2 separate regions of the Homo sapiens genome follow, and region 2 is linked to region 1. Evidence: chromatin loops called from intact Hi-C (ENCODE). Cell type or tissue: endothelial cell of umbilical vein. All regions are shown on one strand. Links, peaks and the distances in the headings refer to the core of each region. The heading gives the core; the rest is flanking DNA.

Region 1 (5,382 bases), core at 127-5,126:
GGTAATTCTTGCAATGTTTCAGACTTTTCTATTATTGCATCTGTATTGGTGACCTGTGATCTTTGATGTTACTATTGGGACTGGCTTCGGGGCAACACAAACCCTGACCTTCTAAGACAGTGAACTTGATAAATAGATGTTGTGTGTGTTCTTACTGCTCCACCAACTGGCAATTCCTTCATCTCTCTCCCGGAGACTTAACAACACTAAAATTGGGCCAATTAATAAACCTCAAAGGCCTCTAAGTGTTCAAGTAAAAGAAAGCATCACCTGTCTCTTACTTTAAATCAACACTAGAAATGAGTAAGTTTAATGAGGGAGGCAGGATGAAAGCAGACAGACCGAAAGCCAGGCCTCTTGTGCCAAAGAGCCAAGTTGTGAATGCCAAGCAAAAGTTCCAGAAGAAAATTGAAAGTGTTACTCCATCAAAAACATGAATAAGAAAACGAAACAGCTTTAATGCTAATGACGGAGAAAATCTGAGTGGTCTGGATAGAAGCTCAAACCAGCCACAACATTCCCTTAAACCAAAGCCTAATCCAGGTCAAGCTCCTAACTCTCTTTAATTTTGCAAAGACCAAGGGAGGTGAGAAAGTTGCGTTGGAAGCCGGAAGAGTTTGGTTCATGAGGTTTAAGAAAAGAAGCCATCTGCATAACATAAAGGTAGAAGGTGAGGCAGCAAATGCTGATGGGGAAGCTGCAACAAGTTATCCGGAAGATCTAGCTAAAATCACTGATGAAGGTGAATATACTAAAAAACAAAAACAAACAAACAGATTTTCAATGTAGACAAAACAGCAACCTATCGCAAGAAGACGCCATGGAGGACTTTCATATAGTTAGAGAGGAGAAGTCAATGACTGGCTTTACAATCTCAAAGCACAGGCTGACTGTTAGGGAATAATGTATCTGGTGACTTTAAATTGAAGCCAATGCTCACTCACTATTCTGAAAAATTATGCTAAATCTACCCTGCCTGTGCTTTATAAATGGAACAACAAAGCCTGGATAATGGCACATCTACTTACAGCATGGTTTATTAAATACTTCAAACTTACTATTGAGATGTACTGCTCAGAAAAGATTCCTTTCAAAATATTACTGCTCGTTGACAATGCACCTAGTCACCCAAGAGCTCTGACACAGACGTATGTAGAACTAGATTAAAGCTGTTTTCATGCCTAACACAACATCCTTTCTGCAGCCCAAGGATCAAGGAGTTACCTCAACTTTCCTTATTATTTAAGAAACACGTTATGTAAAGATATACTTGCCATAGATAGTGGCTCCTCTGATGGATCTGGGCAAAGTAAATTGAAAACCTTCTGGAACTGATTCATCATTCTAGATGTCCTAAGAATATTTGTGATTTATGCAAGGAGGTCAAAATATCAACATTAGAAGGAGTTTAGAAGAAGCTGATTCCAACCCTCACGGATGACTTGGAGAAGTTCAAGAGTTCAGTGGAATAAGTAACTGAAGATGTGGTAGAAACAGCAAGAGAAATAGAATTAGAAGTAGAGCCTGAAAATGTGACTTAATTGCTGCAATCTCACAATAAAACTTTCATGGATGAGGAGTTGCTTCTTACAAACAAAGTAAGTGGTTTCTTGAGTTGGAATCTACTCCTGGTGAAGATGCTGTGAACACTGATGAACTGCCATGGCCACCCCAACCTTCAGAACCACCACCCCGATCAGTCAGCAGCCATCAACATCCAAGCAAGACCCTCCACCAGCAAAAAGATTATGACTCATTTAAAGTTCAAAAGAATGTTAGCATTTTTTAGCAATGAAGTATTATTAATTTAAGGCATGTAGGTTTTTTTTCATCACAATGCTATTTTGTGCTTAATAGGTCATTATAATGTAAACATAACTATTATGCTTTGGGGAAATAAACAAAATTCTAGTGACTTGCTTTATTGAGATATTTGCTTTATTGTAGTGGTCTAGAACCAAACCTACAGTATCTCTGAGGTATGCCTATAATTAAGGTCTTATATGTGGGTCACTGACATCATACTACACTCTAAGCTGCCAAAGAGATTGAGTCAGAAGATTAATGGATGAAGTATGAATGAAAGGCAATTTTTAAAATATCTTTAATAATATTTACAGCAGAGACACACTATTAAAATCTGAGATATGGCAGCATCAAGTTGTCAACGTGGGTTCCAGAAATTGATCTACCCTCAATACTTGAAAATACTGAAGTTTTAGATGGGTGTTCATCTCACAGATGGGGTTTAAAGGAGCATAACGTGCTATTTCATACACATGTCCCCCTCCCTCTAATCCTCCACTCCCTTTTTGCCAGAAATAGTCTTACACGTCATTCAAACACAGAAGAAATGCTTCTTTCTCAATGAATACTCTAAATCATGGGGCCCCAACCCCCGGGGCCATGGACCAGTACCTGTGAACTGTGCATGAGAAGGATCTAGGTTGCATGTTCCTTATGAGAATCTAATGCCTGACGATCTAAGGTAGAAACCATTCCCACTCTTTCCCAGTCTGTGGGAAAATTGCCTTCCATGAAACCAGCCCTGGTGCCAAAAGGGTTTGGGGACCACTGTTCTAAATCCTCCAAATTAACAAAGTTAGTTATCCCCTTCAAAGCTTTCAGAACTTTCTGTACAATTATTTTTTATAGAACTTGTAATACTGTATTATATTTTTGTTTACTTTTCAAAGATTTTTGAATTCCTGGTAGCAAAGACCTTATAACCACTAACATTTCACATAATACATTGCCCATAGTGAGCTGATTAATTTCCTGTGGCTGCCCTAACAATTTTCCACAAACCTGATGACTAACAACAGAAATTATTCTCTCACAGTTGTAGAGAAGGGGAAAAGCAAGGCCATAACTCCTTCAAAGGCTCTAGAAAAGAATCTTTTCCACCGGGCATGGTGGTTCACTCCTGTAATCCCAGCACTTTGGGAGGCTGAAGCAGGTGGATCACCTGAAGTCAGGAGTTCGAGACCAGCCTGGTCAACAGGGTGAAACCCTGTCTCTACTAAAAATACAAAAATTAGCCAGGCGTGATGGCAGGTACCTATAATCCCAGCTATTCGGGAGGCTGAGGAAGGAGAATCACTTGAACCTGGGGGACAGAGGTTGCAGTGAGTCAAGATCATGCCACTGTACTCCAGCCTGGGCGACAGAGTAAAACTCTGACAAAAAAAAAAAAAAAAAATCTTTTCCTTGCCTCTTGCAACCTCTGGTGGCTGCTGGCACTAGTTGGTATTCCTTGGCTTGTAGCCACATCCTTACAACCCCTGCCTCTGTATTCTTATTGCCTTCTCCTCCTCTGACGCTTGTAAGGACACTTGTCACTGAATTTAGAGCTTACCTGAGAAATCCAGGATGTTCTCATCTCACATCTTTAACATAATTACACGTGCAAAAACCACCTTCCAAACAAGGCAATATTCACATATTCCCAGGATTCACACGTGGGTATATCTTACTGAGATTTACCATTCCACACTCTATCGCTGCCATACAGTAAACATGTGCTCAGTTTTCTTACCTTACACCCACATGAAATAAACTTATAGATAAACCCAAAAATGAGGAAAAGTGGAAACAGGAAAACTTAATTTCTTCCCTTCTCTGCTAATATCCTCTTTGAAAAGGAACCACTGAGGCATAGCCAGAAAGCTTCACCAGCATTTTTTTTACTAAGAAATTACTAAGGATTACTTAACACAATGCCCAATGACAGATCACTGGAGACCATTTCTTTGCTCCTAGGGAAAAAAGGCCAGAGATATATTTTCTTCCTCACAAAGAAACACTCTTATTCACATCGAGTGGGAACCTGCTTTAAGTGAAGTTTCAATTTCTTTAAATTCTTTATACGTGGCCATGAACATTTTACAGCACGTGTAGTTTTACATGAATGGTAGAAAGCCAAACTACTAAGAATTTATCCTTACAGGAAATTTAAGTGTTTAAAGCCTTACCTCTCAAGATTTTAGGCTTTCATTTGAAACACAATCCCTTGCACATCATGAACATTCACTGAGAATAAGTTGATTCCCATGGCTATGATTGTTTCCTAGACACAGTTTAAGATGTCATAGCAGAACTTTTCAGAAAGTATTTTAATCTTACAAAGATCAAAGACTGCTATGATCTTCAAATTAGGGTTGGAAACTAGGATAGAAATTTCAAAACTTCTATAAACTATAATTAGGCCTGAAATAATTGTTCTATTCAAGGTTTACATTATTAACTGAAGGGACCAATTAACTATTAATATAGTACTATCTAGCAGATTATAAAATAATGCTGGCAATATAATGTATCCATAGACTCAAACTCTTCAAATAAAACATCCCTAATATCCCACCATACCAGGGAACCAAGATAATGAAAAGTTAGCCAAGAGCAAACGTAAGAAAAATGTCAATCAACTTGCTGCAAGATTTGGTAAAAAATCTATTTTCTCTACTCTTATCGCAACATAAGTTATGAAAATTCCAGTCAATTAGCCAAAATAATGTAATAATTTCAAACAGAATTATTGGTATTTCCTCTATTTATCAGTTTATTAAAAAAATAAGGTTTAAAGAAAGACTGATTCTGATCAACTTGATTCACAATTAGAACAGCATCTACCCTGGTAGCAAAAAGAACACTCAGCACCCAGTCCATGGTTTCTAGATATCATTCTACAATGAAATGAGAGACCCTTGAAGGATTGGCTGATTTGGTAGCTGTGGCAGGGAAAATATGAGATGAGCCTGGAGTATCCTGTAATACCAGAAAGTTAACAAAGTATTCAAAAACAAAAGGACAAGGGGATGTCACTGGGCCACAAGAGCAAATCTGAAAGTGGTCTTTGGTCAAAACCAGAAAAATCTAAATAAGAGACTAACACAGTATTAGCTTATGACTCCACATGTAAGATATATACGCATGTACCCATGCCAATATAAATTTAAAAATAAATGGGGGAGAACAAAATAATCTATAGAATTCTAAACATGATATGTAGTTATTCCTTAAGAGTAGGCAAGACTTAGTGACTCACTTCCACAGAACAGAGTAAGGAAATGGAAAAAAATTACAGTAGAGAAGCTTGGCAAATACCACTTTAACCAAGTAATTAAGGTTAAGATCATCAGTGGTATCTTGTGGATATCATGATATGATACAATGATACCCCGATGTGATACACTGAGAAGGGTTCGTCACCTATGTGATATTGTTTTCCAATACCCCCTAAGCCAGTCTAACCATGAGAAAAGCATCAGATGAACCAAAACTGAAGGACGTCCTATAAAATACCTGACCAGTACTCCTTAAAATTCTTAAGGTCATGAAATAAAAAGAGAGACTAAGAAACTGCCACAAAACAGAAAACTT
Region 2 (5,382 bases), core at 62-5,061, 360 kb before region 1:
AGGCTGGTCTTGAACTCCTGAGCTCAAGAGATCCATCTGCATTGGCCTCCCAAAGTGTTGGGATTACAGGCATGAGCCATCATGCCCAGCCACCTATTAATATTTGTGGCTCATCCACTGTACATTTTTACAGCCTTTAGTTAATGGTTTGCAGGCATTTTTACCTTCGGATTTTCTTCATCTCAAGAACTGTTCTGTCCCTTAACATCAAATAGACACACCCACACCACACACATGCACCCTGTGGTAACTATCATTTATATGCCAATGGCACCTACCTTTACATCTACGGACTTGCCTTCTGCTCTAAATTCCCAACCACAACCACCAGTTGCTCACACTAAAACTAGGTGTCATCCTTGATTCTTCTCTTCATTTCCTTCCATAAGCAACTGCTGTTTACAGTTTTCAGAACGCATCCTAGTTGCATCCACTTCTCTCCTTCTGTGGATACCATTCTAGTCGTGGCTAGCATGTCTTTCTCCTCAGCCACAGCCTTGGCTTCCTCACTCATTCCCCTGCTCCCTTCCACATATATATTTTTTTTTTTTTGACACAGAGTCTTGCTCTGTCACCCAGGTGTGGCACGATCTCAGCTCACTGTAACCTCTGCCTCCCGGGTTCAAGCAATTCTCCTGCCTCAGCCTCCTAGGTAGCTGGGATTACAGGTGCCCGCCACCATCATTATGTATTTTTTTGTAAAAAATACAAAAATTAGTACTGGCTAATTTTTGTATTTTTTAGTAGAGATGGGGTTTCACTGTATTGACCAGGCTGGTCTCTTACTCCTGACCTTGTGATCGACCCGCCTTGGCCTCCCAAAGTGCTGGGATTACAGGTGTGAGCCACCATGCCCAGCCTCCTTCCACACTCTTACAGCCCTTTCTCCAACAAGCTGCCAGACTAAGCCTGAAACATAAGACTCCACCACTTCACTCTCCTGCTCAAAGTCATCCGCGGTCCCCGTCCCACCCAGACTGCGGACTACATGTTTCTGCTCCCACCGACCTCTCTGAGCTGAGGTTGTTTCACGCTTCCCCTCATTCACTTTTCGTTCCTTGAATGTCCATGTTTGTTCCCATCTGAAGGCCTTTGTGTGAGCTGTTTCTAGCACCTGGAATAATGTGCCCAGACCCTCACCCAGATGGTTCCTTCCTGTCATTCAGCTCCCAGATGCCAAGTCACCTCCTTTCAAGAGGCATTTTCTGGCCAAACCCCTTGGATTGCTTTCTAGTCATCTCCAATCATATCCTCATTACATTTTCATCAAGGCACTTATCACTACCAGATGCTAGCCAGTTGTCACTCTTGCTCCACTACATGGTAAGAAGTGGGGGCCGCATTTGTCTTATTAAATACTGTGCCCCTAGAGCACAGAAAGTGGCTGGATCATTGCAGGCACAATAATTTTACTGAAGAGGGAACAGATGAATGAACACAAATATTCTGGAAAAGTGATAATGCTACCAAGTGTAAAAAAAAAAAAAAAGTCAATCTCTGGCAATTTCAAAAGATGATCAGGTTTGTAAGTGACATAGAACTTAAATACTTAAATTAAGGATTAAAATTAAATACAGGCTAGGAGAAAATAAAGAAGACAAGCAAGTAAAGGCCCACATGGAAGCTAGGCAGAGAAGGGGCTCGACTAATGCATTCTAAGGAAGCAGAAGGGTGTAAGATAGACAAGGAACACTCTGATTGCGATCCTCCCTTTCTAAAAGGTGTTGCTTGGATCTTCTTGTATTTTTTTGGAGCCCTTTTCTCCTTGAAAGCCATCATCAATAGCATTCAATCAAGCCTCCCACTCAGGAGAGGAGAGAGAGGCAGACATGGAAACTCACACACATATTCTCTTCATATTTTCTCACCTTTCTATGCCAATATGTTTTCCTTTAATGCTCCTGGAGGTACCCTTCACATAGAATACGATGTGAATAGTGCCCCCTGGGGTTGTGCAATATGGGTGTCCTGAAAAGAGAGAGTAGCAAGCCAAATGTGGCAGCACCAAATTTCTTGCTACCCAGGCTTCTTTCCATTTAAAAAAATGCTCTGACAATTTTTTAAAATGTTAGGGCTACATCTAATCAATTCCTAACACTCAAAATGAAAACAGGCTCAATTGCATATTGTTCTGGAGACTGGTGCTGCTACGTTTGTTTTTAGGTCTTGGCATAACTTAGGAGAGTCCCAGGGTCCTTTCCTCTGACTGGTGTGCCCGGGACCCTTGCCTCTCATCACGCAGGCCTCTCCTGCTGCTGGCCCTCTCCTGGGAGAAAGGAAAAGAGCATCAGCCACACAATTTGATGAGATCTGTAGTTTAGTGGTGCTTCTGAGAGTATATTTGAAAAAAGATAGCCAAGACTGCGGAAAACACATTCTCTATTAGCCATGGTAATGATGACTTCCAAATAACTGAGATTATATTGTACAGGATGAAGACTTTCAATAACTTAAGTTATTATGACCAGTAACAAGGCTACTGCTGGCAAAAAATGCAAAAACCCACCCAGGTCACCAAAATCTCATGAGGAATATGGAGACACTACTAATGGGGAGTGAAGGGAGATGGAATAAATCTCGTCTCACCTAGAGGCAGAAACTAAGTCACTTGGCTGCATTTCAGTTTAGGATTACATTACATCAATGTCTACTCAAGAATTTTTGAGTATTCACAGCACATTCTCAAAATTTACCAACTTTTACCTCTAGGTGGCAGCAACTTTCCTCTGTTCTTCACATGGTTGCCTTTAGCCTTTGTCTCCTACCTTTAATACAATTCCATACTTCCTTGTCTTTCACAAATAAATGCCTTATGGACTGTGCAGTTTGGGGAAGATTACTGTAAGTCACTTTCACTGTAAGAAATCAGTCCATTCTTCAGTTAAGCTACAAGGTTCTTCAAAGAGTACAATATAATTCAGATCTAAAGCGAAAAATAATAGGTATACCCTTTTCTTTCTCCATACCTATAAACTGCAAACTCTCAGAAAAGCAGCGTTTCTTTTTCTTTTCAGACCTCTGAGGAAAAAAGGCAATGAGTACAGGAATGGAAAAAGAGATGGAATTGGAGAGATTTCTATTTTACAAAAATATCAATTTAATCCTATGATATATCCATTTATGAGGGTGTTCCAAATACATTACAGGATGGAAGAGAAGATTTAAAGAATCACAAAAACATGGTAACATACAAGTACATATTTATGTAATGTATTGAACTGCAGTCCTACCTAAATATACCCTCTAGCTCAGAATTCTCAACTGTTAGGTTTAGGAAAGGCTCGAGAGACCTGAAGGAAATTATAGCCTTGTTTACCCAATGCTGGGCATGTCAATGAATGTCCTAGGTGGTAGTAAGAGATTCCTTTTACATAAAGTTGAAATTTGATTGTGGGCTAATACTTAGGGTTGACAAAGCACTTTCTCTCTTTTTTTTTTTATTTCAATGGGTTTTTGGAGAACAGGTAGTGTTTGGCTACATAAATAAGTTATTTGGTGGTGATTTCTGAGATTTTGGTGCACCCATCACCTGAGCAGTGTACACTGTACCCTCACCACCCCCCCAACCCTTTCCCCCAAGTCCCCAAAGTCCATTCTATGATTCTTATGCTTTTGCGTCCTCATAGCTTAGCTGCCACTTATGAGTGAGAACATACGATGTTTGGTTTTCCATTCCTGAGTTACTTCACTTAGAATAATGGTCTCCTTTTACATTCAGATTGCTGCAAATGCTATTGTTTCATTCCTTTTTATGGCTGAGCAGCCTTCCATACTGTATATATACACCACATTTTCTTTATCCGCTTGTTGACTGATGGGCATTTGGGCTGGTTGCATATTTTTGCAATTGCAAACTGTGAAGCACTTTCTTTCAAGGTGATGCTATGAAGAGTCTTACCTCTTGGGGATTCTTTCAAGACCTAATTTGAATAGTCTGGGTCAGATATCATTTATTTATTGATTTAAGATAAATATAAATATTATTTATCTTAAAGAGCCATAAAGACTAATTTAGCATAAGTGAGAAATTTATACCAGAACCCAGCTTGTAGATCAAAGCTTTATGCATTTCATAGGCAGTTCCTCTGTTTTCTGCCTATCGTATATGTGATATCGCAATAACTACGTATGTTTGGTTTTAAAGGCTGCATTTTTAAATATGTGATGCCAAGTAGGGTTTTAGAGAAATGAAGGTTCAAAGTGATTAAGATCAACACTCTTAGGTTTCAAGGAGAATGCTGTCTATTTTGACTGAACATCCTTCATACATTTTGGCTACTCGATAACTAAGAGTAAGACCAAGGAGAAAGGACCTAGTAACTAATGATAGAGTGCTTTCACTTTCTAAAACGTAAGGCATTACGACCTTATGGAAAGCGTTAAAGCTTGTCATGGAAAAGCTACTACCCTTACGAGAGCTTTCAGGTAATTTAAAGGTAGGGCAAATTGATGGTTCTAATTTATAAAGAGTAGTCTTTCCCATCATTTTTTGGTACTAACACTTTTCCTTTGGGAAACTACTCCCACCTCATCTCATCTTTGTAGGATTGTAACCAAGGGCTGGGCACCTAACCCAGGACCAATCATACTCTAGCTTCCTCTATTGTGATTATTGAGGAGGTGACACAGAGGAACTAGAGCTGACCCCTCCCAGGCCTGTACCTGCTGATTAAATCTTGCTCCCTGGACCCTGGGTGCTGTCCTGGCTCCTGTGTTTCCTGAGGCCCAGATCCTCTTCTTTACTTTTGTCTCCATATAACCTACCTTATGTCCTGAAAAATCACCTTTTGCTTAAGGCAGCCATATTCAGTTAGTTTCCATTACTTCCAACAAAAGAACCCCATCTATACAGCATACATTATTTGGGTGATGGATACTCTAAAAGCCCTGACTTCACCTACACAATCCTATGCATGTAACAAAATTACACTTGTATCTCATAAATTTACACAAAAAAAGAACTTCATCTGATAAAAGGGACTAAACTAAATGAATATTTAGACAGAGATAACAGCCACAAGTAGACAGTGGATTTCAGCAGGGTCCTCAGCCCCTTAGCTATTAGTTAGCTGAGGGCTTATGTAAAACAGCTGTGACAAAACCTGTGTGATTCTGAGTTGGTTTAAATCTTTTTTATAAATACGTTGCACGCTATCTATTGCTCTCTTAAAACTAATTTAAAGAAATGTATTATTAGGATACTGGTCTTACCTTAGGCAAATCTTGTACTATGCCAAGAAATGTAATAAATAGCTAGTTTCAGGGAAATTACTAAGAAACTTTATGAAGATCTGGTGGTCAACTGAGAAAAATTATATTGAGGTAAGAATATGTTTGATTTTAAAATTGCTAGTTCACTGTCCATGTGTATACGGAGAAATC

What was found. A loop is a pair of places that touch in the nucleus more often than their neighbours do. Peaks named below come from ENCODE experiments on the same cell type or tissue, not always from the same donor. Only the 100,000 strongest peaks of a DNase experiment are listed, where the experiment ranks them.
Region 2: it touches region 1 in a loop (11-fold over the local background); 2 of 110 quality-filtered maps call a loop at or near these places.

Annotation. Positions count from the first base shown.
Region 1 is chr13:74,112,519-74,117,900 of GRCh38, forward strand. All of the region lies in intron 1 of KLF12 (KLF transcription factor 12), which reads right to left. Among named protein-coding and RNA genes, the nearest start is that of KLF12, 19 kb to the right of the region's middle. In endothelial cell of umbilical vein, for the core only: no CTCF peak of the experiment used is centred there; DNase peaks (open chromatin) are centred at 2,813 and 4,973; H3K27ac peaks cover 2,266 bases.
Region 2 is chr13:73,752,192-73,757,573 of GRCh38, forward strand. The region is part of intron 6 of KLF12 (KLF transcription factor 12); the gene reads right to left. Among named protein-coding and RNA genes, the nearest start is that of LINC00393, 93 kb to the left of the region's middle. In endothelial cell of umbilical vein, for the core only: a CTCF peak has its summit at 2,711 (motif pointing right); a DNase peak (open chromatin) is centred at 2,720.